2 separate regions of the Homo sapiens genome follow, and region 1 is linked to region 2. Evidence: read pairs that join two places in POLR2A ChIA-PET (ENCODE). Cell type or tissue: GM12878. All regions are shown on one strand. Links, peaks and the distances in the headings refer to the core of each region. The heading gives the core; the rest is flanking DNA.

Region 1 (12,567 bases), core at 5,192-9,191, 340 kb after region 2:
GTTCTGTATCCATTCTACCTTCTTTTGGCAGAAGCATGCCCATTTCCTTTGGGAAGATTCTTTTTTTGACCCTGGATAAATTCTGGTAGGAATATTGATCAAGATACCCTGCCCTCTCCTAGTGTAGGAGTAGTGATGTGGACCCAAGCTAGGTCAATTAGAAGCTTCCTCTTGAATTTGATCTATGAATGGAGTAATAAAAAGACCGCATAAAGTGTTAAGCAGTTCTTGCTCTACATCTTCTGGAGCTCCCTGGTTTCTGCTTTGGTTTCTGAGGAGTTGGTTTTTCCAGTCTCTTCTTAAACCTGTTCGCTGCCCTGTAGCCTTCAAATAAATTCCCTCTTTTCCTAAGTTAGCCAGAGTTGGGTTTTGTCACAACCAAAAAACTCCAACTCATATAAGGGTGGTTCATTAAATCATTTGGCAAATATTTATTAAGTACTTACTATTTGCCAAGGGCTGTACTAGTCACCGGGGAGGGCTTTCCAAGTGTTTAATGCGCTGATCTCTTTTGTCAATAAGAAAGAAAACTGGGAGTTAACTCTCTGCCTTCATTATAAGTGCCAAGAAAAAAAAGAGACTCTAGGAGACTCCCAGTGCTCCACAGGAGAATAATTAACTATCATTAAATAAAGTTTAATAGAAACAATAAAAACACTAACGTTAACATTATGATGATTTTGTCTAGTTGAATTAATTCAGAGCTTTAATAATTTCCAACTTTGTAACAAGTTTCTTTAGAGGTCATAGTTATTGTTATACTCCTGAGTAAATTTGGGTAAATCCTTGTTGCTCACCACTCAGGCACACATTACATAGTGTTGCCTATGTGAGAAGCAGCTCTATCAAAAACCAATGCCAATTATTTGAGGCATTTGCATTTGGGACTTATTAATAGCCATGGGTGAAAAAGATATTCACTTGGTACTTACGGCCTTTAAAAGATGAAGCAGTAGTTTGAAGGAACCAGTGGTTTGGGAGAATTAAATACTGATTCCTATTGTACCCCGTTGACATACACAGTTTAAGCTCTGATCTTGTCTTAAATTATTGGAATTGTGGAAACTGCTCCATTAATAACAATTTTAGTAACTTTGGGGGCTTAGTAATTGGTTTCAACATGACCTTTCTCTTGAAACATTTAGACTCTCCTTTCAGATTCCAGACATAGAACTAGTGTAGATTCTTTGGCATAATTGATTTGGAGTTCAAATGTAAAAGCACTCTTTTCTCTTACAGAAGCATCTGAATTCATATCTCATGTATCTCCTGATCAGCAGCCAAATGTCTCTTTGAACTGAACTTTGGTTTCAATTGCCTGTGAAAGAACACGATTCTTCTCATCTTCCTCCAAGCATTCTTCTTACTGCAATTTTATTTGCCCTTGAAAGAGCCTGTCTTTGCAATTGGCCCTTGCACGGGTGTCCCTTTAAAATTGGGTTTCCAGATCCATAAAAATTCTAATTTAAAATACTATTGGTTATGACTTCCTATTCTTGGTAAAAGAAAACAAATACTCTTGGTGATTTGAAACTAAGATATTTTCATCTTTGGGACAAATTTTGTAGCATTTAAATTTATTCATTGTGTGGAGAAAAAAGTTATTTTGAAAAATTGATGAAATTTTTGAATATTCTCTTTAATCTGTGATATTTTAGAAAAATTCAAAAAGTGTAAGTTTCTTAACTCATACAAATCCATAAAATGATGGGCCACAAAGCTCAATGCAAGGAAAAAAATAATCAATGTGCCCTACAGCATCCCCAAAGTAAATTGTGCTAATATGATGTATTTTAAGCCAGACCATCTTGAAAATAACCTTCAAATTTGGTGAAAATATGTCCACTTGTTTTTACAGCTAGAGAACAGACAAAACTAGAGAACAGGTGTTAATTACATACAGGTAAGACATAAGTGATCTGTGCAGTCATTGATGACCCTGGCCCTTTCTTCCGTGACTTCTGCTACTCATTAGTATCTCCACCAGAGGGCAGACAGTAAAAGAGAAAGGAAAGGAGAGGAAAGGACATGAGGCTCTTGCAACCCAGCAAAGAACTTGAAACTCTTTAAGCCCATCTCTGAATTCATTCTGAGGTCCTGATGGATCTAGTTTATTTGAATGACAGTATTAGCTCTGATAGGGAACTGGGTCCCAATCATGACTCAGCCACTTCAGGTAGTCAAGAACTATTTACTGAGTGTCTGGTATATGTGAGGCACTGTTCTGGACACGGGATACAGTACAGACAAAAATGTTAGTTTGTGGAACTCGCAGTCTAGTGTTGTATTATAATCCCCATGAGCCTCAGTTTCTTTATCTGTACCATGGGGACAATAACACTGGAGTTTCTGTGAGCATTTAAATGAGATACTTAAGCACCTAACAAAGTTTATTATATTTTAATTTATACCTTGTACAGTTTTATATAGCGCCTATACAATTTTTAAATTTTATACTTTACAGTCCATACACAGTTTTATATTATTTATTATAATTTATAGTCTGTACATAGTCTATGTAGTGTCTATAAAGTTTTGAATTCTATTTGACATCATTCCATAAACACTTTTCTATGAGTGATTCTACTTAGTATTTTAATGGTTATACAACATTTCATCGTGTTGATTTGTCATAACACTTCAACACTGCTCTATTCTATTAGATACTTGGTCATAGAAAGTTCTCAGTAATTATTTGTTGAAAAAAATGCATGAACATCACATACTTATATTACTTGCATCTTTTCAACATTATAAATAACACTTTATTTTCTGAATAATGTTTCTGGTAACTACTCTAAAAGTAGGATTATTGTATCAAAATGCATGACACAAGGCATGAATAGTTTCATGATCCTCAATATATATTACCATCATGCTGCTGTAAAGACTGGTACTAATTTAAAACTAATAACTACATTGGGGTTTAATTTGTATTATTTAATTATTAATATTGTTGAATTTCTTTTGTATAGTTACTTACTATTTGAATATCCATGTAGTCAAACTTATCTGTTTGTGGACCAGGACAATCTCGAGAGAAGACAGGGCAGGCCTTCTATGTAAGATGTTAGCTACAAGAGCACAAATAACCACCTGAGCCATAAGGGCATCAGGAGCAGAAAATGAGGTGACAGAAGGAAGAGCCATGCAGAAAATAAAAGGGAAGGGCATAAGAGACAGATGTTACAGTTTTGCCAAACTTACAGATGATAGATAAAGACTATTACCACAAAGGAGAACCTTTTTGTTACATCATATCGAGGGTGGGGCTGTTTTGTGCAATGAGCACCTGCAATGTTGCAAGTGAAGTTGGTGAACCCTGGTATCTTGGTTGGAGTTGAGAGTGCTGATGTAGCACTAGGCATGGAAACGTTGATGAATTAGTATGAATTGGGGCCTGGTTTGCAATGTGATTTGCATATCTGTGGTTTGGGGTTATGCATGCCGTATATTTACCCCTTTGCCCTGAAGAATAAAATTGGTTGAGTAGTTGAAATTAAGCAATGAGTCTTTGATCTGAAATGGTTTGGTAAAATAAGCAATTGTGTGGTTTTAAAAAATACTGCATATTGAAATATTTTCAAACCTACAGAGAAGTTACAAATGCAGTGCAAATAACTTCCATATCTGTTTCACCTAGATTCTTGTTAACATTTTACTGCATTTGCTCCCTCTTTCTCATATATATATAAACATTATTACATATATAAATAATATATAAACATTATTATATTAATGTGTATATATATATACACATTAGTCTTTTTCTGAACCACTTGAGAGTAAGCTGAAGACATGATGTTCTATGATCCTTAAATATTCCAGTGTGTCTTTCCCCTAGCAAGTCCACTCTCCTAACCTACCAGCATACAGCTCTCCAGGTCAGGAAATCCACAGTGGTACAACACTACCACTCAATCTGCAGACCCAATTAAAACTTTGCCAACTGTCCCAACAATGTCTCCTTTTCCTTTCTGGTCCATGATTCCATCCAGGAACACTTAGTTACCAGCAATTAGTTGTCATCAGTGTCCATCTAGTATTTAGTTGTCGTATCTCTTCAGGCTCCTTCAATCGGAGAGAGTTCCATAGATTTTTCCTGTCTTTCATGTCCTCAACAGTTTTAGCAACTACTGATTTTACATTTTGTAGGATGAGCCACGTTTCCTTATGACTAGACTCAGGCCACATTTTCTTGGCAGGAATACCCTAGAAATGATGCTGTGTTCTTCTTGGTGCATTGCATCAGAGAGCACACAATGCCAACCTATCCTGTCACTGGTAGTGTTAACTCTAATCACGGGGTATATTGGTGTCTGCAGGTTTCTCTAGCATAACAATGTCCCTTTTTTTTCTCTTTGTAATTGATCAGTATTTTGTGGGGAGATATTCCCAGATTATGCCAACATCCTGTTTCTCATCGATCTTCTACCCACCACCCTTAACTGCCTGAATCAACCAGGCAGTTAATTCAGTTATGTTATGGTGGCCAAATATTGATTCTCATTCCCATCAATCTTTCTACACTTATTAGTTGGCATTCTACTGTATGGAACAGAAGGGCTTCTCCTCTGTTCCAGTTATCTATTGCTGTACATCAAGCTAGACCCAAATTTACTGGCTTAAAACAACAAGAATTTAGCTCATGAATCTGCAATCTAGGCAAGGTGATATTTTAGCTGGGGCAGTCAGCTGGGGTTAGAGGATCCAGTTCCAAGGTGGTTCATCACTCACATGACTGACTAGTTGTTGCTGTCTTTTGACTGGGACCTCAGCTGAGGCTGCCAGCCAGAACCCTCACATGAGGCCTTGCTATGTAGCTGCTTGATTTCATCCCAGCATTGGGGTTGAGATTTAACAGCAAGTATCCCAAGAGAGCAAGGTGGAAGTGCATGGCCTTTTTCTAATACAACCTCAGAAGTCACACAGCTTTCATTTCCATTGTATTCTGTTGGTTGAGGCAGTCATAAATATCCATCTAGGGTCAATGGATGGGGACATAGCTCTTACCACTTGATGGGAAGATTGTTAACATCACATTGTAAGAACAGCCTATAGGATAGAATATATTGTGGTGGGTATCTTTGTAGATATAGTCTGCCCTATCCTTTATTTATTTATTATTTATGTATGTATGTATGTCAATATGGACTCATGGAGTCCTATTTTGTATAATTGGTTGCGATCCATTACTATCAACGTTTATTTTGATGCTCAAATTTTCCCAGATTTGACCACTGGGAGCCCCTTTCAAGGTGGTCTCGGTGTCCTTTTGACTTGTTCCCATTATTCTTTGAGCACTTTTTCTTTAGTGGAGGGTGGTATATGAAAACTATTATCTGAGCTCTTGGTGGGCTCATTGCTGCTGGGCTATTATTGCTTGCAGGTGCTCTTAGCAGACAGGGCTGGAAAATATATGTATGTATATATTAATACATACATGTGCATATATACACATATGTACATCTATAACTATTTTTATATCTCTCTGAGTATATATATTTAAAACATGAATTTATACCCAAACCTCCAATTTCAACCCAGAATGTTAACATTCGGTCTGGTCTTCCTCCTTTCTGTTTTTAGTATCTTCTCCAACAGTGAGAAGCCTGCCACTTATCTTCAATATAATCTTCACTTATTTGCTCAATTAATGTAAACAGTCTCTAAACCACATGAGTCTACTCTCCCACCTACCACTTCAACACCCCACCACCAGTGATCTACATTCTCAAACAGGATCAGGCACATTACCAACGAACTTCCAGGTGGCATTCTGTATCGCTTCAGCATCCCATGTCTTTGGTCACCAATAGGCACTCCTCCAGCACATCTCTGCACAGCTCCCCTCCTCTCTGAAACTGGTCAAAATGTGGTACAGGGTCTTCACTTTTTGAAAATCCACACTAGCTCCTTTTTCATCTTTAAAAAATGCAAATTCGATCATGTTGTTCCCCTGCTTAAAACCCCTGAATGACTTTCTGGTCCTTAGGCTAAATCCAAAAACTATAATATGGCCTACAAAACCCTACATCATTTGACATCCTGCCTGCTTCTTCAGTATCATCTGAATTATTTCTCTGGGTTCAGTCAGTTTCCCAGAGTGGAATCTTCCAATCTTCCGCTTGGCATGTGTAACCTGGCTGTCAGTATTTTGGGAACTGAGTCAAGGATGGGGACTGGAGGTCTCAATGTTCAGAAGGCAGACTCCAACTTAATCCCAGTTTTCAACATAGCTTCTCAGTGGGCCCTCAGCTGTGCTTGGTTTAAATGTTTTCTCCCCTGCTGGGATGGAGGGAGGGATTTGGGGGCTGTTTCTTATCATCATGTTCAATCTATCATCCTGTTTTCAACTCCATACCAAAACTCCCACTTTCAGAGATAACTGGTACCCTCAAAACCTGAGCTTTTTGAGGTTTGGAGTATAAACCGCATCCTTGGGTTTTGGCTTTTTCTAATCTGCTAAACCACTCATTTAGCCATTCTCTAGTTTCCATATTTGCACATGTACACGCATGCACGCGTGTGTGCTTCTTGCTTATTATAGCCTCTCCCCCTTTTTCCTTTGTACTCACTGCATTTGGCCTTTTAATCCCCTGTTCTTTTTTTGTGGGATCTCAGGAAGGAGCTCAGATAAGTGCATGTGTTCAATTTGCCCAATTTAATTGGAAGTGAAGTTGTTTTAAATAACAAACACCTGTTTCATTTTAAAGCCAATCCCATGAACAAAAACTGGATTTCCTGGAATCATGAAATATTATAACAAAAAATGTTCATCCAGTCCATTGTTTCTTGTCTTTTTGCTACCAAGTATCTCTTTTATTATATTATATCTACCCCTCACTCCAACCCCACAATTGAAAAGATTCAGACTTCCAAACCTTAGTTTGGGAAACTTTGCTCAAGTCAATGCCCTCGTTTTACAGATGAAAAGACTGAGGCCAAGAGATAGAAGTGATTTGTTGAAGTCTAACCACTAATAAGGGGCCAAGTTAGGATGGGCACCCAAGTCTCCTACTTCCTCTTCTGCTGCTTTTCTATCTAGGATGTGAGATTTCTGACTGCCCCCAAACTGATGGGAGGGTGAGGGAAAACTTTCCTTCTGACTGTGGTTTTTCTTAGCAACATCATTACTGGCATTGAAACATTACTTCTTCTGGTGGCTAAGAGGAAAATGCTCTCCGCCACCTTGAAGGCCACAGGTGGCCAGACATTCTGGGAATCACTGGAGCTTTCTCAGGGCCACAGGGGAACCGTTTGTTTGAAATGTAATAAAGGTTCCTTTACACCAAACGTGGAGAAAAAGCTGCACTGGGAACACAACAGAATCAGCGTGAGAGGTCTTTTCTAGCCACTTAACCAGCCAATCAGCAAGGGGGCGCCTGCTGGGAACTCTTTCCTCTCCTGGAAGTTACCAGGGATACACGGGCTTGGCCCTGAAGGGGCTTCTGATCAAATTGCAGAGACCAGACAGCTTATCGAACAGCTTATAACCTCTCTAAAGGCAGGACCTTTCTTATTCTTATTTCTTGTGGGCCTCAGTGCCCCAGGCCTCCTGCTGGACACATGTTAGTTACCTATAGCTTAATTAAAGCTTCTTTGGTGCATTATTTCCTCTCCCCAAAGTGGAAATAATGAGCGAGTGCTGAGCTGATGTGACCACGTAGCCCCATTCCCCAAGGTAAAGTGACTACATACATTTTGTCTTGGAAACTCACTGCCTTCTGCAGAGTCCTTTTTCACTGGTAAAGGTTAAGTTTTGTTATTCTCCTGGATCTTTTGAAAACAATGCCTATAAATGAGGAAGCTAGCAATAAAACCCCTACTGTTTGTATAGGCTTTGTAGCTTACTGTGATCTAATTTAATCTCCTATCTTGTCTTTTTCCTCAGTGCTTTGTACACAAATGTTATTGATTCCCTCCAGAGGCAGCCATGTGTGGTAGAATAAACAGCATGAGTCTGGAGTTTTAGCACCCACCTCTTCAACGATCTGAGTGCTGTTAGGCAAGCTGCTTCCCCTCCCTAAGCCTCAATTTACCCGCATACAGAATGAGGAAAGGGTTTGGACTCCACAGAATCTGAGGCCTCTCTAGTTTCTCATTGGAGTGCAAGTGCCATTGTGTGGTTTCTGCTGTGGGCGTGGTTGTTCCAAACCAAAGGGCAGGGACAGGATGCAGTCTGCTGATCAGGGACAGAGGAAGAGAGACACAGCAGCTTTGCACATTTGTGGGTCCTTATTCCCTCTCCTTACATTTCCCAGACTGTTTAAGTTCATGATCTCAGGGCAGCGCCTGTCCGCCCCCTACCACACACATCATACTATTCAGAGTTTCTTTCCCAGGGTCTACTTTAAAGCCAGTAGATTTTCAGGGGTCTCAGATCTTCTTATTGCTTGCCCTCTTGACATCTGAGGCCTGAAAAGAATTTGGGTTGCCTGCCTAGGCAGGCTTCCGGAGGCCTCAGCCTTCTGTCTTCCGGGGCTGGGGGTAGGAGGGTGCCAGAGCACAGGCAGTCATTGTTTGGGTATTGACTCAAAGGAGAAGGAGCCACAATGCACAGGAAAAAGGATGAGCTCATGACAGCTAAATGAAAAGATTCTTATCTTGGAAACAGCGGTTTCTTATGCAGAACAAGGGGCGGCAATGTGATTGTGCCCAAGGAGTACATTCAACAACAGGGATTTCAAATGAAGAAGTTATTTTGCATACTTACGGGAGGAGCAATGGGCCAGATTGTTCATTAATTAAAGGGGGGGGGTGCTGAACCCCCTACACACACACACACACACACACACACACACACACACACACACTGCAGAACTTAAATAATTCATTCGCTTTCTCCTCTTTCTCCTCAGTCCCAGATGATCAGCTGAGAGACAAATGTTTTTTCAACTCTAGCCACCTCTGGAGAAAGGATGGGGGAGAGGATGGGGGAGGACGGGAGAAGGGATGTGGTGGGGAGGGGAGGGGTGTCACAGATAACTAGAATGGCAGTGATCTCTCAACCATTTCTATTTGGTGTTCAAATGTATTGTACGGAGCTGGTGATTTTTTGTTTCCTTTTTTTGCACCCAGGAGATTTACCTTTCTAGTTCTGTTTGATTTCACATGAAAGAAGTCTGAGCAAATCCCCACTGAAGACGAGTAGAGGAAAGGAGAGAAATGCAGAGGGTGCAGGTCAGGGAGGCCAGGAATATGTTCTTTGACCACAGTCCCTCTCTTTCCCCAACTCTGACACGTGGTCCCCTGAGGGGAAGGACTAGATCTGTGGCTGTCCTGGAAATTCCGGAATGTAGGTCACCCACTAAATGGGTAATGCCAGAAGTGGAGAGTAGAGTTGTATGTGGTTGCAGGTGGGAGGCATCAACACCGCCCACATATCTTTCCTATCAGCCAGACTGCTCTCCTTCTACCCCAGATCATCTTTTGATTTAGGAATAAGAATGGTTATCATCTATCAAGTACTTTCACATTCATTACCTCTTTTATTATCCCCTCTCACATGTGTTATACATGTGTGCCAGATACTTTCACATATATTAGCTTATTTGAGTTGCTCAGGGACCCTGGGAGATAGCTCGGTATTACTGCTCCTGTCTTAGAAATGAGGATACCGAGGCTCAGAGACACTAAGTAGGTTACCCAAGGTCACACGGCTCAGAAATAGCAAAGCTGGAATTTGAACCCACATCGGTCTTGTTATCAACATCTGTGCTCTAAACTGCTATGCAATGCTAACTCTCCTCCCTTTCCCTCATTCTTCCCTACATCCACTTTGCCCTACTGTTACCCAAAAGGCAAACTTCCCATGTAGTTGGCATTCTGGCAAGCAAAGCAAGGACGGAGGTCTTTCATGAATGTGAGACACTCCTCTCAACCATGCATACCATCATTATGGAAGGCAAATTAAGGAAGAAAAGCCTCATAGATCTCCTCTCTACCTCAGGCTCACAGATAGGATTAACTTCTTTTAAGTGAGGATTATTGAGGTATAATTTTCAAACAGTAAAATTCTCCTTTTAAAAGTGCAAATAAGTTTCAACAAACATATCCTATTATGTCACCACCAACACAATCAAGACAGGATATTTTTATTACCCCAATAAGTTCTCTTGTGCTTCTTTGTGGTCAGTCTGCTCTCTCCATACACAACCTTTGGCAGCCTCTGATCTATCTTCTATTCCAGCAGTTTTGCAGTTTCAGAATGTCATATTAATGGAATCATAGAATATATACTCTTTTAGGTCGACTTCTTTCATTTAGCATAACGCCTTTCTTCCTTCCTTCCTTTCTTCCTTCTTTCCTTCCTCTTTCTTTCTTTCTTTTCTCTTTCTTTCTTTCTTTCTTTCTTTCTTTCTTTCTTTTTCTTTCTTCTCTCTTTCTGTCTCCTTCTCTCTTTCTTTTTCTTTCTGTCTTTCTGTCTTTTCTTTCTTTCCCTTTTTCTCTCTTTCTCTCTCTCCTCTCTCTCCTTCACTCTTTCTCCCTTTCTCTCTGTCACTCCTTTTCTCTCTGTCACTTCTTTTCTCTCTTTCTCTCTCTCCTCTCTCTCCTTCACTCTTTCTCCCTTTCTCTCTGTCACTCCTTCTCTCTCTTTCTCTCTCTCTCCTTCTCTTTTTCTCTTTCTTTCTTCTTTTCTTCTCTTCTCTTTCTTTCCTTTTCTTTCTTCTTTTCTGCAGGGTCTCACTCTTGTCACCCAGGCTGGAGTGCAGTGGCAGAATCATAGCTCCCTGCAGCCTTCAACTCCTGGGCTCAAGCAATCCTCCCATCTCAGCCTCCTGAGTAGCTAGGACTACAGGCACATGGCACCATGCCCTGTTAATTAAACTTTTTTTTTTTTGGTGGAGGTAGAGTCTTGCCATGTTGCCCAGGCTGGTCTCAAACTTCTGGGCTCAAGCTATCCTCCTGCCTTAACCTCCAGTGCTTTTGAGATTCATCCATGTGTTAGTTCATTCCTTTGTATTGCCAAGTAATATTCCATTGTATGGATGTGTCACAATTTGTTTATCCATTCTCCAGCTGATGGACATTTGGGTTGTTCCCAGCTTTGAGTGATAATTAGTGAAGCTGCTATAGACATTTACTTACAGGCTTTTGTGTGAATGTGTATCTTCATTTCTTTTGGGTAAATGCCTAGACATTGGGTTACCGGGTCATATGGTAAGTGTATCTCTAGCTTTATAAAAAACTGCTAATGGGGTTCAGTACATGCTACTTCAAAATATGGCATCTTTGCATTTGAGAAAACAGCAGAAATGGGAAAGTCACTCCCATCTTCCCCCTGCCCTTTCCCTCTGAAGCAGGTCAGAAAACCTAGGAAGGAAATCCAAAGTTGTAGGCCCTCCAACTTTGTTCTTTTGAACAAAATCCTTCCTAGGTTTTCTGCTCTTCCCCTGAAATAGGTCATAGGACCTTCATGTGAGAGGTGCCTTCCCTATACTTGGAGGAAAGGAACAGCCTTATCTCTGAAGACAAAGGGACACAGAATGAAATCTGAACAAACAGAGCTTGCAAAGTTTCCCCCAGTTTGTTACCATTAGATCATACCCTTTTGTCTTTCTATCATATTTCTCCGTGATTGTCCACTCTTCATCAAACCTACTATGAAATATACTCGGGTTTAACTATTTCTTTGGGTCTTCATTTCTTGACGAAGCCTTCCTTGTCATGTACAACTTATATTAAATAAACTTGTTTGCTTTTCTCTTGTTAATCTGGCTTTTGTTACAGGGGTCTCAGCCATGAAACTAGAATTGGTAGAGAAAGAGATTATTTTTCCTCCTCTATACTGTTAAACTGTTTCCAAAGCAGCTGTACTATTATGAACTCCCACAAGCAATGCATAAAAATTCTAGTTGCTCTTCATCCTTGCTAATACTTGGATAATGTCACTCCTTTTAATTTTAGCGATTCTAATAGATGTGTATTTTATCTCAATGTAGTTTTTACTTTGCATTCTCCTAATGATGAATGATGTGAAGTGTCTTTTCATGTGCTTATTTGTCATCTGTATCTCTTCTTTGGTGAAGTGTCTATTCAAATCTTTTGCCCATTTTTTAAAAGCTTTATTGAGGTATAATAGACATATAAAAACTGCACACGTTTAATGTATACAACTTGATGAGTTTGGACATATGCATACTCTCATGATACTATCACCACAATCAAGGTAATAAACATATCCATCACCACCAAAAATTTTCTTGCATTTCCCCCCTTTTTTTGTAGTAAGAATGCTTAACATGAGATCTACCATCTTGAGTTTTTAAGTGCACAATACTGTCTTGTAAACTATAAGCACTATGTTGTACAGCAGATCTCTAGAACTTATTCATCCTTGCTGCCGATTTTTAAACTGGGTTGTTTGTTTTCTTATGATTGAGTTTTGAGAGTTAATTATATATTCTGAATACATGCCTCTTATCAGATATGTGATTTGCAAATATTTTCTTCTAGTCTGTGGCTCTCCTTTTCATTTTTCTAGTCTTATCTTTTGAAGAGTTAGTAATTTTCATGAAGTTCAATTTTCTTCTATTGTTCATGCTTTTTGGAGTCATATCTAAT
Region 2 (12,567 bases), core at 4,643-8,642:
GAATGATACAGAGAAGGTTAACATGGCCCCTGTATAATATATGCATGTTTTTAAAATACATCCTGAACATGAATTTTTAATGGTTACCTGGTGGCCCATATTACCATAGTATTGTCCTCTTTTGTTAGATATTGAATTGTTTTTAGTAAATAGCACTTTATGGAACATCCTTATATATACACTCATAATGAAATGATGGGGGATTTTTTTTTTTTTTTTTTGAGATGGAGTCTCCCTCTGTTGCCCAGGCTTGAATGCAGTGGCGCAATCTTGGCTCACTGCAACCTCCACCTCCCGAATTCAAACAATTCTCCTGCCTCAGTCTCCTGAGTAGCTGGGACTACAGGTGTGTGCCACCACCCCCAGCTAATTCTTGTATTTTTTTTTTTTTTTTTTTTTTTTGTGGAGCCTAGGTTTTGCCATGTTGGCCAGGCTGGTCTTGAATTCCTGACCTCAAGTGATCCACCCACCTTAGCCCCCAAAGTGCTGGGATTACAGGCATGAGCCACTGCGCCTGGCTGATCAGGGATTTATTTTTTTTTTTTTTTGAGATGGAGTTTCCCTCTTGTTTCCCAGGCTGGAGTACGATGGCACAATCTCAGCTTACTGCAACCTCTGCCTCCCAGGTTCAAGTGATTCTCCTGCCTCAGCGTCCCGAGTAGCTGGGATTACAGGCGTGCACCACCATGCCTGGCTAATTTTTTGTATTTTTAGTAGAGACGGGGTTTCACCATGGCCAGGCTGGTCTTGAACTCCTGACCTCAGGTGATCCGCCTGCCTTGGCCTCCTAGAATACTGGGATTACAGGCGTGAGCCACCGCGCCCGGCCTGATCAGGGATTTATTTATTTTTATTTTTTTGAGAATATGTTTAGAACTAGAATGGATGGTTCAAGAGATAATCATATATTTAAGACTTTTAGAACATATATTGCCAGATTACCTTCCAGAAAAGATGTACCAGTTTTTAGTTCTAACAGGCAAATGCCTCTTGCTTCATACTCTCCAGCCACTGCGTTTTCGTTGTTGGTAGTAATGTTGACCTTTGCCAAATAGGATAAAAATGTTATCTTTTAAAGTGTTTATTTCTTTGATTATTAATGAGGTTTAACATTGTTGCATATGTTTGTTGACCATTAATATTTCCCACTTGTAAATTTGCCTGTTTTCTATCAACGTATTAATCTTTTTCTTATAGATTTTTTTTTTTTTTGAGACGGAGTCTCGCTGTGTCGCCCAGGCTGGAGTACAGTGGCACCATCTCGGTTCACTGCAACCTCTGCCTCCCAGGTTCAAGCGATTCCCCTGCCTCAGCCTCCCGAGTAGCTGGGATTACAGGCATGTGCCACCACGCCTGACTAATTTTTGTATTTTTAGTAGAGACGGTGTTTCACCATGTTGGCCAGGCTGGTCTTGAACTCCCGAAATCAAGCGATCCACCCACCTCGGCCTCCCAAAGTGTTGGGATTACAGGTGTGAGCCACTGCACCCAGCCTTCTTATAGATTTATAAGTGTATTCATACTACTTTTTTTGTTTTTTAAGACAGTGTCTTGACCTGTTGTATAGGCTGAAGTGCAGTGACGCAGTCACAGCTCACTGTAACCTGGAATTCCTTGGCCTACATTGCCCAGTCTGGTCTTAAATTCCTGGGCTGAAGTGATTCTCCCGCCTTAACCTCCCAAAGTGTTGGGATTACAGGGGTGAGCCACCGCATGTGACCTCATGCTGCTTTTTTTTTTTTTCCAACTACTTTAGTCAGATGCTTCTTGAGACTATTACTAGTCAAAAACAAGATAGATTAAATGGAGGTAGTGACAGGACACTGCCCTGTTTGAGGCCATCTATTATTGGTGTGAAAAGCAAACATTACATAAGTAGGTTTAGATAGAAGGTCATTCACTCCAGCATTGTTCATAATAGTAAAAAACTAGTCAAACACAGTGGTTCACGCCTATAATCACAACACTTTGGGAGGCCAAGTCAGGAGTATAGCTTGAGTCCAGGAATTCCAGACCAGCCTGTACAGCATAGAGAAACCACATCTCTAAGAAAACTTTTTAAAATTAGCAGGGCATGGTGGCATGTGGCTATAGTCCCAGCTACTCAGGAGGCTGAGGTGGGAGGATTGCTTCAGCCCAGGAGGTCGAGGTTACAGTGAGCTATGATCACACTACTGCACTCCAACTCGGGCAACAGAGCAAGGCCTTGTCTTTTAAATAAATAAATAAATAAATAAAAAGGAAAATAATATGAGTAAACTCTACCCATCAGTGGTAAATACCACATATTTCTATCAATGTTAGGCAGTCTTCCTAGAATAATCCCATTAAAGAAAATCCAAAATCGTTGTATGAAAAAATACACAGGTTTGTTCCATGTGTAAAAATCTTTTAATCTTGGTACATTTTTTATCAAAAACATTCACACTACTTGAATACATTAAAAGAGTACAAAAGCATTCCAATGTACATATGGACACACAAAACACAGGGAATGCTTTCTAGTGAAATTAGGAGTAAATACAAGAATGTTAAAGGAGAGAGTCTCATATTACCAGAGTCAGTGAATTAATTGCCTTTTTTTTTTTTTTTGAGACAGAGTTTTGCTCTGTCACCCAGGCTGGAGTACAGTGGCATGATCTGGGCTCACTGCAACCCCCGCCTTCTGGGTTCAAGTAATTCTCATATCTCAGCCTCCTGAGTAACTGGGATTATAGGCATGCACCACCACGCCTGACTACTTTTTGTATTTTTAGTAGAGATGGGGTTTTCGCCATGTTGGCCAGGCTGGTTTCAAACTCCTGACCTCAAGTGATCCGCCTGCCTCGGCCTCCCAAAGTGCTGGGATTACAGGCATGAGCCACCACGCCCGGCCATTAACTGCTTTTTACAACACAAACTATACCTGTTTGGAATTAGTTTTTAAATATATAAGCTACAGGATGTACAAACACCAATGTGAACAACTGTCAGAGAATTTTGTAATTCAGGAACATAGCTTCAAGTGCTTCATAACATGGAAAGCAACTCCTAAAAATAGTAATTGGCTTAATTTCTTAAAAGCATTCCAGAAAGTGATTTGTTACAATTAGCAACAGAAGAACAACATTAGAAATAAGAATACTGGGAACATAAGAACTGAGGTCCTCCAGTACCAAGAGATAGAATCAAACTTTTTCTCATTAGAATTTAAAGAATATAGCCACGCACGGTGGCTCACACCTGTAATGCCAACACTTTGGGAGGCTGAGGCGGGTGGATCACGAGGTCAGGAGGTCGAGACCATCCTGGCTAACACGGTGAAACCCCGTCTCTACTAAAAATACAAAAAAATTAGCCGGGCGTGGTGGCGGGCGCCTGTAGTCCCAGCTACTCGGGTGACTGAGGCAGAAGAATGGCGTGAACCCGGGAGGCGGAGCTTGCAGTGAGCCGAGATCGCGCCACTGCACTCCAGCCTGGGAGCGAGACTCCGTCTCAAAGAAAAAAAAAAAAAAAGAATTTAAAGAATATAGTTAAAGGAAAAATTCACTGGGCTCTGTGAAACAGGTTAAATATGTAACCACTTCAAACAGAAATGACTTAGTCCTCTCACCTAGTTCTGAAAATGTACTAACATCCCATTTTCCATATCAAAAGCACGTAATTTCATTAGCAAAAGCCTCTTTGTTTTAGACTTAAAATCACCTCTGATCCACCAAAGTTTATGCAGTTACCAAACTACTATTTTAATAACATTTTGACAGCTTTATTAAGATAAAATTTATATACCATAAGATCCATTTAAAGTATATAGTTCAGTGGCTTTTAGTATATGCAGAGTTGTGCAACTATCACCACAATCTAATTTTAGAACATTTTCATTACTCCAGAAACAACCCCAGTAACCATTTGTAGTCACTTCCTATTTCCCCCTCCCCAGCCCTAGGCAACCACTAATCTACTTTCTGTTTCTATTTATTTTAATAACATTTCAAACTTGTAATATTATTGTTCTCATGCTTATTCTGGGTCGTTGGCTCAGAGGTTTAAAAGCTCTTAAACTACCCAAATTTACAAGTCCTATGACATCCTCATTCAGAAAACATTCAAATGATGGTTTCATAATGTTATGATAGTTCCATCTTCTAAGAGTTTTTGATCTGGAGCATATGTTTCAAATTCTATGTTTGTACTACTGCTAAATTCACTTAATTAGAAGAAGTAAAATCATTCTATCGAGACTCAAGAATGAGTTTGTTCTGTTTATGTTAACGATTCCAGGCTTTTGATGGTAGGAATGGCTTTAGCAGTCTTCTGTGGCACACCATTATCTTAAATAATATTGTCACCTTCCCCACTGTCTTCATCCTTTGGCTCAAAGTTTGGTTCAATCTGCTGTGGTTAGGCAAGAAGGCTATTATCAGCAGATTGGCTGGAGCTACCAGAAGTCTGACTGTTCCCAGTAACATTATTCTCCTGGTTGCTGGTCTCACTGTTAGGATGAGGTGGCTGCTGTTTGCACTCATCATGTCTGTTTACTTGATTGAGATGCTTCCCTGAAACTTATGTACCATCAACTTCTAAAAACTTCATCATTAACAGTTCATAGTTCTGTGCTGTGAGCCAGGCCTGGAACAAGCCAGGATATAAAAGATCCCTGGGATGCTCTCTAAGCCATGTGGTGTCTCCCTTAGGCTAGAACCATCCTGGATATAGAGTCCTAGGGGATGCTTAGTTCCTGGGAGAACATCCACATCTATGATTGAAGACACGGGTCTGAAGTCTTAGGGCATAGCAGTGACTGGATATAGCCTTTTTCTGTGGTTGACAAAACCACAGAAAGAGTTTTTTTTTTTTTTTTTTTTTGAGATGGAGTCACTCTGTCACCCAGGCTGGAGTGTGGTGGCACAATCTCGGCTCACTGCAAGCTCCACCTCCTAGGTTCACGCCATTCCCCTGCCTCAGCCTCCCGAGTAGCTGGGACTACAGGCGCCCGCCACCATCCCAGCTAATTTTTTGAATGTTCAGTAGAGACGGGGTTTCACCGTGTTAGCTAGGATGATCTCTATCTCCTGACCTCGTGATCCGCCTGCCTTGGCCTCCCAAAGTGCTAGGATTACAGGCGTGAGCCACCGCGCCTGGCCAGAAAGAGAGGTTTTAAGTGACAATATTATTAAAGACATTCTGGAGAAAAAGATCACCTATAATCCCGTCACCTTAACATTTTCTCGATTTATTTAATATTACTTTCCGAGTCTTGTCTATAAGTATACATTTTCATACAGTGGTAATCTGGCGTGCATTCTACCTTATATCCTTTTCCCCATTAAAATAACCTTTATTCTACGTATTTGAAAACCTTGGCTGGGCTCAGTGGCTCACGCCTGTAATCCCAGCACTTTGGGAGGCCGAGGCGGGCGGATCACGAGGTCAGGAGATCGAGACCATCCTGGCTAACACAGTGAAACCCCGTCTTTACTAAAAATACAAAAAATTAGCTGGGTGTGGTGGCACGTGCCTGTAGTCCCAGCTACTTGGGAGGCTGAGACAGGAGACTCCCTTGAACCCGGGAGGCGGAGGTTGCAGTGAGCCGAGATTGCGCCACTGCACTCCAGCCTGGGCGACAGAGCAAGACTCCGTCTCAAAAAAGAAAACCTTAAGGCTGGGCGCGGTGGCTCATGCCTATAATCCCAGCACTTTGGGAGGCCGAGGCGGGCGGATCACCTGAGGTCAGGAGTTCAAGACCAGCCTGGCCAACATAGAGGAACCCTGTCTCTACTAAAAATACAAAATTGCCGGGTGTGGTGGTGGGTGCCTGTAATCCCAGCCACTCAGGAGGCTGAGGTGGGAGAATCACTTGAGCTCAAGAGGCGGAGGTTGTGGTGAACCGAGGTCGTGCCATTGCACTCCAGCCTGGGCAACAAGAGTGAAACTCTGTCTCAAAAAAAAAAAAGAAAGAAAACCCTAATAAAAAAAAAAAAAGCAGCCTGGCACAGTGGTTCACACCTGTTATCCCAGCACTTTGGGAGTTCGAGGCAGGTGGATCACCTGAGATCAGCAGTTCAATTCCAGCCTGGCCAACATGTTGAAACCCCATCTCTTCTAAAAATAAAAAAATTAGCCAGGCGTGGTGGCGGGCGCCTGTAATCCCAGCTACTTGGGAGGCTGAGACAGGAGAATGGCTTGGACCTGGGAGGCGGAGGTTGCAGTGAGTTGAGATCACGCCATTTCACTCCAGCCTGGGCCATAAGAGCAAAACTCTGTTTCAAAAAAAAAAAAAAAAAAAGGGAGAAATAGAAACTTTTGTGTCGTATACAGACACCAGGGTTTTGTATGTGCCTTTGTCTCTGTATCCCCCACCTCCACATTCCCACATTCTCGCTAGATTAGCTGTCAACCTCCTCTCCTTGGCACCTCCTGGTGGCTCTCTTTACGCAGTTGACTGGACTAAATGTATGTACATACATGTATACTGTAAAACCTTACATATCACCATTGTAGAATCTCCCAAACCCTTCATTTAAACATGCACCATTGCTTGCTGGTCCTTTTTGTCCCATTTTTTGCTTCCATAGTGCTATTTTCCCAACTACTGTTACCCTTAAGATTCCTGACTTCCCAGCCCCTTTATACCAAAAGCTTTCTTTGACATTTTTCTCTTTCCGTGCCTTCCTGCCTTTCCACTTACCCAGTACAAAGCCTGAAGATGCTTTCACAGAGAAGCCTTAAATTATCCCAGCATACTTTATTGCACCCACACCTTTTCACTTCAAAAACCTTTTTGTCACCCTTGTCTAATATTCATACCCTATTTTCTTCTATATTCTCAATTCATCTGCTCCATATATACTTGTTTTCTGTGGTATCATTTTCCCCACCTCCATTTCACTTAGATCCTATATTTTTTTACCCTATCTTACCCTTTTTGTTTGGTGCCTTCCTCCAAACCCAAGGTTTCTGTCTTTCATCAGTCATCCTTCCACCTTTCACTCTTAAACTCTGGTAATTCTGGTTTTCCTCCTTCTCAAAAAGCTCACACTCTGCTAATGTGTATATATTGTTCACTTGAGTGCTTCTAAATAAATATTTACTTTTCAAAACAGTGAAATCTGAACTATTAGCATGGAAACAACCTCTGGGAAGATAAGATCTCCACTCAAAAGCTTCAAATTGAGATTCTCCTGCTCATGTTGAATGATGGTTTTATCTAATATTTTCTGAAATAGGGTGACTACTTGAACTACACAAAATTGTGAAATGAGAATATCTTTGATTTTATACTTCTATTTTTTTTTTTTTTTTTGAGACAGAGTCTCACTCTATCACCCAGGCTGGAGTGCAGTGGCAGTCTTGGCTCATTGCACCCTCCACCTCCCAGGTTCAGGTGATTCTCGTCCCTTGGCCTCCCAAGTAGCTGGGATTATAGGCATGTGCCACCACACCCGGCTAATTTTTGTAGTTTTTGGTAGAGATGGGGTTTCACCATGTTGGCCAGGCTGGTCTTGAACTCCTGACCTCAAGTGATCCACCCACCTCAGCCTCCCAAAGTGTTGGGATTACAGGCGTGAGCCACTGTGCCTGGCCACTTACATCTATTTTGATTGACTTGAAATAAAATTTAACACCTCAGGGAAGGCAATTCTCATGTGTTTTGAATTATACTGAGCATTAATTCTTCAGGATAATTATAGACTTGGAAAGGTTTAACCCAGTCTCCCAGTCCATGCTGAAGTTCCTTTAAGTGATAGGAGGAACTCATAATCTACAAGGCAACCCAATCCATTTGGTGCTACCATCGATTGTTATAAAGCCCATCCTTGGGTTAAAATCTACTATTTACAGTTGTATTTAATGACCTTAATTCTGCCCTCAAGCTATATAAAATTTGGATCTGTTTTCTACATGATAATCTTTTAGATATCTTAAGGTAGTTAGTCTATCCTCTCTACCCTTCCCCTCACAGTTTTTCCACCCTTTGAGATAAATATCCTTCGCTATTCCAACTATTTCTCATATGGTATCATTTTTATCATCCCGATTGCTCCCTAAGGATGTTAAACTTTGTTAATGTCCCTTCCAAAATGTATTTGGAACTGGAAATAATATCCCTTGGTAGCTGAATTGGATCTGGATGTTGCACATCTGGACACTAATGCAGTCTGAAGTTGCTGTAAGTTTTTTAGTCGACTTGTAATGTTGGCTTATGATGAATTTGTAATTAAATAAAATCCCAAGGTTTTAATCTGGAGGATTGCCTTTAAGTGATTTCTTCTTAAACTAAGTCTCAATCTTCTTTTAGTTATGCAACAGATTTTTTTTGTTTGTTTTTTGAGACGCTCGCTCTGTCGCCCAGGCTGGGGTGCAGTGGCACGATCTCAGCTCACTGCAACCTCCACTTCCTGGGTTCAAGCAATTCTCCTGCCTCAGCCTCCCAAGTAGCTGGGATTACAGGCATCCGCCATCATGCCTGGCTAATTTTCTTTCTTTCTTTTTTATTTTTTTTTAGTAGAGACGGGGTTTCTCCATTTTGGTCAGGCTGGTCTCGAACTCCTGACCTCAGGTGACCCACCCTCCTCAGCCTCCCAGAGTGCTGGGATTACAGGCGTGAGCCATCACGCCCGGCCTTTTTTGAGATGGAGCCTCGCTCTGTCGCCCAGGATGGAGTGCAGTGGCATGATCTTGGCTCACTGCAACCTCCGCTCCCCGGGTTCAAGGCATTCTTCTGTTTCAGCCTTCCGAGTAGCTGGGATTACAGGTACCTGCCACCACGCCTGGCTAATTTTTGTATTTTTAGTAGAGGTGGGGGTTTCACCATGTTGGTCAGGCTGGTCTCGAACTCCTGACCTCAAGTTATCCGGCCACCTTGGCCTCCCAAAGTGCTGAGATTACAGGCATGAGTCACCGTGTCCGGCCTATGCACCAGATATTTTTTAAAAACCAGATGTAAGACTTTATACTTATCCCTATTAAATTTTATCTCATTAGCCTATCAGGTAGCCTTGGTTTTTTTCTTTTCTTTTCTTTTCTTTTTTTTTTTTTTTTTGAGACAGAGTTTCACTCTTGTTGCCCAGGCTGGAGTGCAGTGGCGCGATCTCAGCTCACTGCAACCTCTGCCTCCCGGGTTCAAGCGATTCTCCTGCCTCAGTCTCCCAAGTAGCTGGGATTACAGGCATGCTCCACCACGCCCAGCTAATTTTGTGTTTTTAGTAGAGACAGGGTTTCTCCCTGTTGGTCAGGCCGGTCTCAAACTCCCGACCTCAGGTGATTTGCCCACCTCGGCCTCCCAAAGTGCTGGGATTACAGGTGTGAACCACCATGCCCGGCTGTTTTTTTTAAGACTAGTCAAGTGCAGAGTGAGAAGGGGGGAAAGAGTAGAACAAGGAGTTTGATCAGCCTTGGTTTCTTTGAATCTTGATTTTTGTCATCCAGTTTATTGTGCTGATTCAACAAAGGGCCTTGAAGCTAATGTTGGAATGTTTTCAGACATATAGGAAATGATAATTCATCAAAAGTCATGGAGACTATATTCCAAAAGTTTTATGCAGATATAACTCAGCTGTTGAGGTATATGAGTTAATACCACTATAAATTGACATGGCCAGGAAAGACTGAAGTCCATTGCCAGCTTGCTTTGTGTTGAACATTACTCCAAAAGAGATTAAATTTTAAGGCATATTGTGTCAACATAAAGGCAAAAGAGCTGGCTAATTCTTCTCAAGAAATCAATTAATGGCAGGGCGCGGTGGCTCACGCCTGTAATCCCAGCATTTTGGAAGGCCGAGGCGGGCAGATCACCTGAGGTCAGGAGTTCAAGACCAGCCTGACCAACCTGGAGAAACCCCGTCTCTACTAAAAAATACAAAATTAGCCGGGCATGGTGGCGCATGCCTGTAATCCCAGCTACTTGAGAGGCTGAGGCAGGATAATTGCTTGAACCTGGGAGGCGGAGGTCGCATGAACCAGTATCACACCATTGCACTCCAGCCTGGGCAGCAAGAGCAAAACTCCATCTCAAAAAAAAAAAAAATCAATTAATGCACGCATAATATAGAGACAGAGTCATTGTTACCATTCTCTTATTTTGCCTTTGACAAGTTTATATTGAGCATGTTATCAGGCAATGTGGGAGATTCTGGAGAACCAGGTTTGCCTCATAACTAGGGTTACCATATACTCTAGTTTGCCTGGGGCAACCCTGATTTATGCCTGTTGTCCCAGTGTGATTATTACTAGTGTAATTTTTCACTTTGAGAAGTGTCCAGGTTTGGAGGATAAATTATCTTTCTAATAATTGATACCCTTCTCATAACCTAACGGGTTCCTTTTAGTATTTTATCTGGGTTAAAATTACCAGCTGTAATTTGGCAGCTCTAATAAGACTGCAGCAATACTTATCTTCCATTTGAACAGATTGTTACTTGACCAAGGGAAGTTAATAGCAAAAGTAACTGCAGGGCACATGTATGTCATGGGCAAAAAAAAAAAAGTAACAGCAATTAAGGTTTGCAGGTACTTAGAATTTTTCCTGAGCCACCCTCTAGAGGGCAGTGTTACATATATATCTGTAATTATCCAGTTACAACAAAAAAAGGGCTCTCATTCATGCATGAAAATCAGAAATATTTCATACTCTTAAAGAACACATTGGAACCAATATTATGATTAAAACATATTTTGCTAAGCAAAGAGATATTAAAAATTAATTCATTAACATTCTGAACATTTTTTAACTTGTAAAAACAACTTTGATGCCTTGAATATATAATGATTCATTATAACAATTATGCATAGATTTTAATAATCTGCATATTTTATGCTTTCATGTTTTTCCTAATTAATGATTTGACATGGTTAATAATTATAATATATTCTGCATCACAGTTTACATATTTATGTAAAATAAGCATTTAAAAATTATTAGTTTTATTCTGCCTGCTTAAATATTACTTTCCTCAAAAAGAGAAAACAAAAATGCTAGATTTTACTTTATGACTTGAATGATGTGGTAATGTCGAACTCTAGTATTTAGAATTAGAATGTTTCTTAGCGGTCGTGTAGTTATTTTTATGTCATAAGTGGATAATTTGTTAGCTCCTATAACAAAAGTCTGTTGCTTGTGTTTCACATTTTGGATTTCCTAATATAATGTTCTCTTTTTAGAAAAGGTGGACAAGTCCTATTTTCAAGAGAAGATGACTTTTAACAGTTTTGAAGGATCTAAAACTTGTGTACCTGCAGACATCAATAAGGAAGAAGAATTTGTAGAAGAGTTTAATAGATTAAAAACTTTTGCTAATTTTCCAAGTGGTAGTCCTGTTTCAGCATCAACACTGGCACGAGCAGGGTTTCTTTATACTGGTGAAGGAGATACCGTGCGGTGCTTTAGTTGTCATGCAGCTGTAGATAGATGGCAATATGGAGACTCAGCAGTTGGAAGACACAGGAAAGTATCCCCAAATTGCAGATTTATCAACGGCTTTTATCTTGAAAATAGTGCCACGCAGTCTACAAATTCTGGTATCCAGAATGGTCAGTACAAAGTTGAAAACTATCTGGGAAGCAGAGATCATTTTGCCTTAGACAGGCCATCTGAGACACATGCAGACTATCTTTTGAGAACTGGGCAGGTTGTAGATATATCAGACACCATATACCCGAGGAACCCTGCCATGTATAGTGAAGAAGCTAGATTAAAGTCCTTTCAGAACTGGCCAGACTATGCTCACCTAACCCCAAGAGAGTTAGCAAGTGCTGGACTCTACTACACAGGTATTGGTGACCAAGTGCAGTGCTTTTGTTGTGGTGGAAAACTGAAAAATTGGGAACCTTGTGATCGTGCCTGGTCAGAACACAGGCGACACTTTCCTAATTGCTTCTTTGTTTTGGGCCGGAATCTTAATATTCGAAGTGAATCTGATGCTGTGAGTTCTGATAGGAATTTCCCAAATTCAACAAATCTTCCAAGAAATCCATCCATGGCAGATTATGAAGCACGGATCTTTACTTTTGGGACATGGATATACTCAGTTAACAAGGAGCAGCTTGCAAGAGCTGGATTTTATGCTTTAGGTAAACTTTATTATAAAACCAATAAATAGCTTCCCAAGTATGCCAGGGCTCATAAAAAGTAAATAGATGCCCTTAGCCCCCTGAACTGGTAAATATTTAGGTATAACTTGGCATGATTATATATATATCTGTATTATTCCGTGAACTCTTATGTTGAACCTGTAATGTAACTACTGAATTTATGTGAAAAAGACTACCATATTATGAGTCATGCTTCTCTTCATGTAATTGTTTTTAGGAAGTAGATAACTTGCAAAAGATGGTAGACATCCCCAATAGCAAAATGGGTCTAATAGTAATATTAACCATCATTTATTGAGCACTTACTATAAGTGCTCAATACATATACTTCATGCATTTTCTCTAAGCTTCACAATAGCTTTGTTTGTTTGTTTTTGAGACAGAGTTTCGCTCTTGTTATCCAGGCTGGAGTGCAATGGCGTGATTTAGGCTCACCACAACCTCCACCTCCCGGGTTCAAGCGATTCTCCTGCCTCAGCCTCCTGAGTAGCTGGGATT

The links. ChIA-PET counts read pairs that join two places held together with the same protein. Peaks named below come from ENCODE experiments on the same cell type or tissue, not always from the same donor. Only the 100,000 strongest peaks of a DNase experiment are listed, where the experiment ranks them.
Region 1: POLR2A ChIA-PET joins it to region 2 with 11 read pairs; 1 of 35 experiments calls an interaction of 5 or more read pairs at or near these places.

What each region holds. Positions count from the first base shown.
Region 1 is chrX:124,209,535-124,222,101 of GRCh38, forward strand. No RefSeq gene overlaps it. Among named protein-coding and RNA genes, the nearest start is that of TEX13D, 120 kb to the right of the region's middle. RefSeq lists an enhancer at 7,443-9,203. In GM12878, for the core only: no CTCF peak of the experiment used is centred there; no DNase peak of the experiment used is centred there; H3K27ac peaks cover 368 bases.
Region 2 is chrX:123,874,492-123,887,058 of GRCh38, forward strand. It overlaps XIAP (X-linked inhibitor of apoptosis), which reads left to right. Exons shown (of 7, transcript NM_001167.4): 2 at 11,140-12,048. The coding sequence starts at 11,172. It also overlaps the pseudogene RNU6-122P and the pseudogene PARD6BP1. Among named protein-coding and RNA genes, the nearest start is that of XIAP, 21 kb to the left of the region's middle. In GM12878, for the core only: no CTCF peak of the experiment used is centred there; no DNase peak of the experiment used is centred there; H3K27ac peaks cover 118 bases.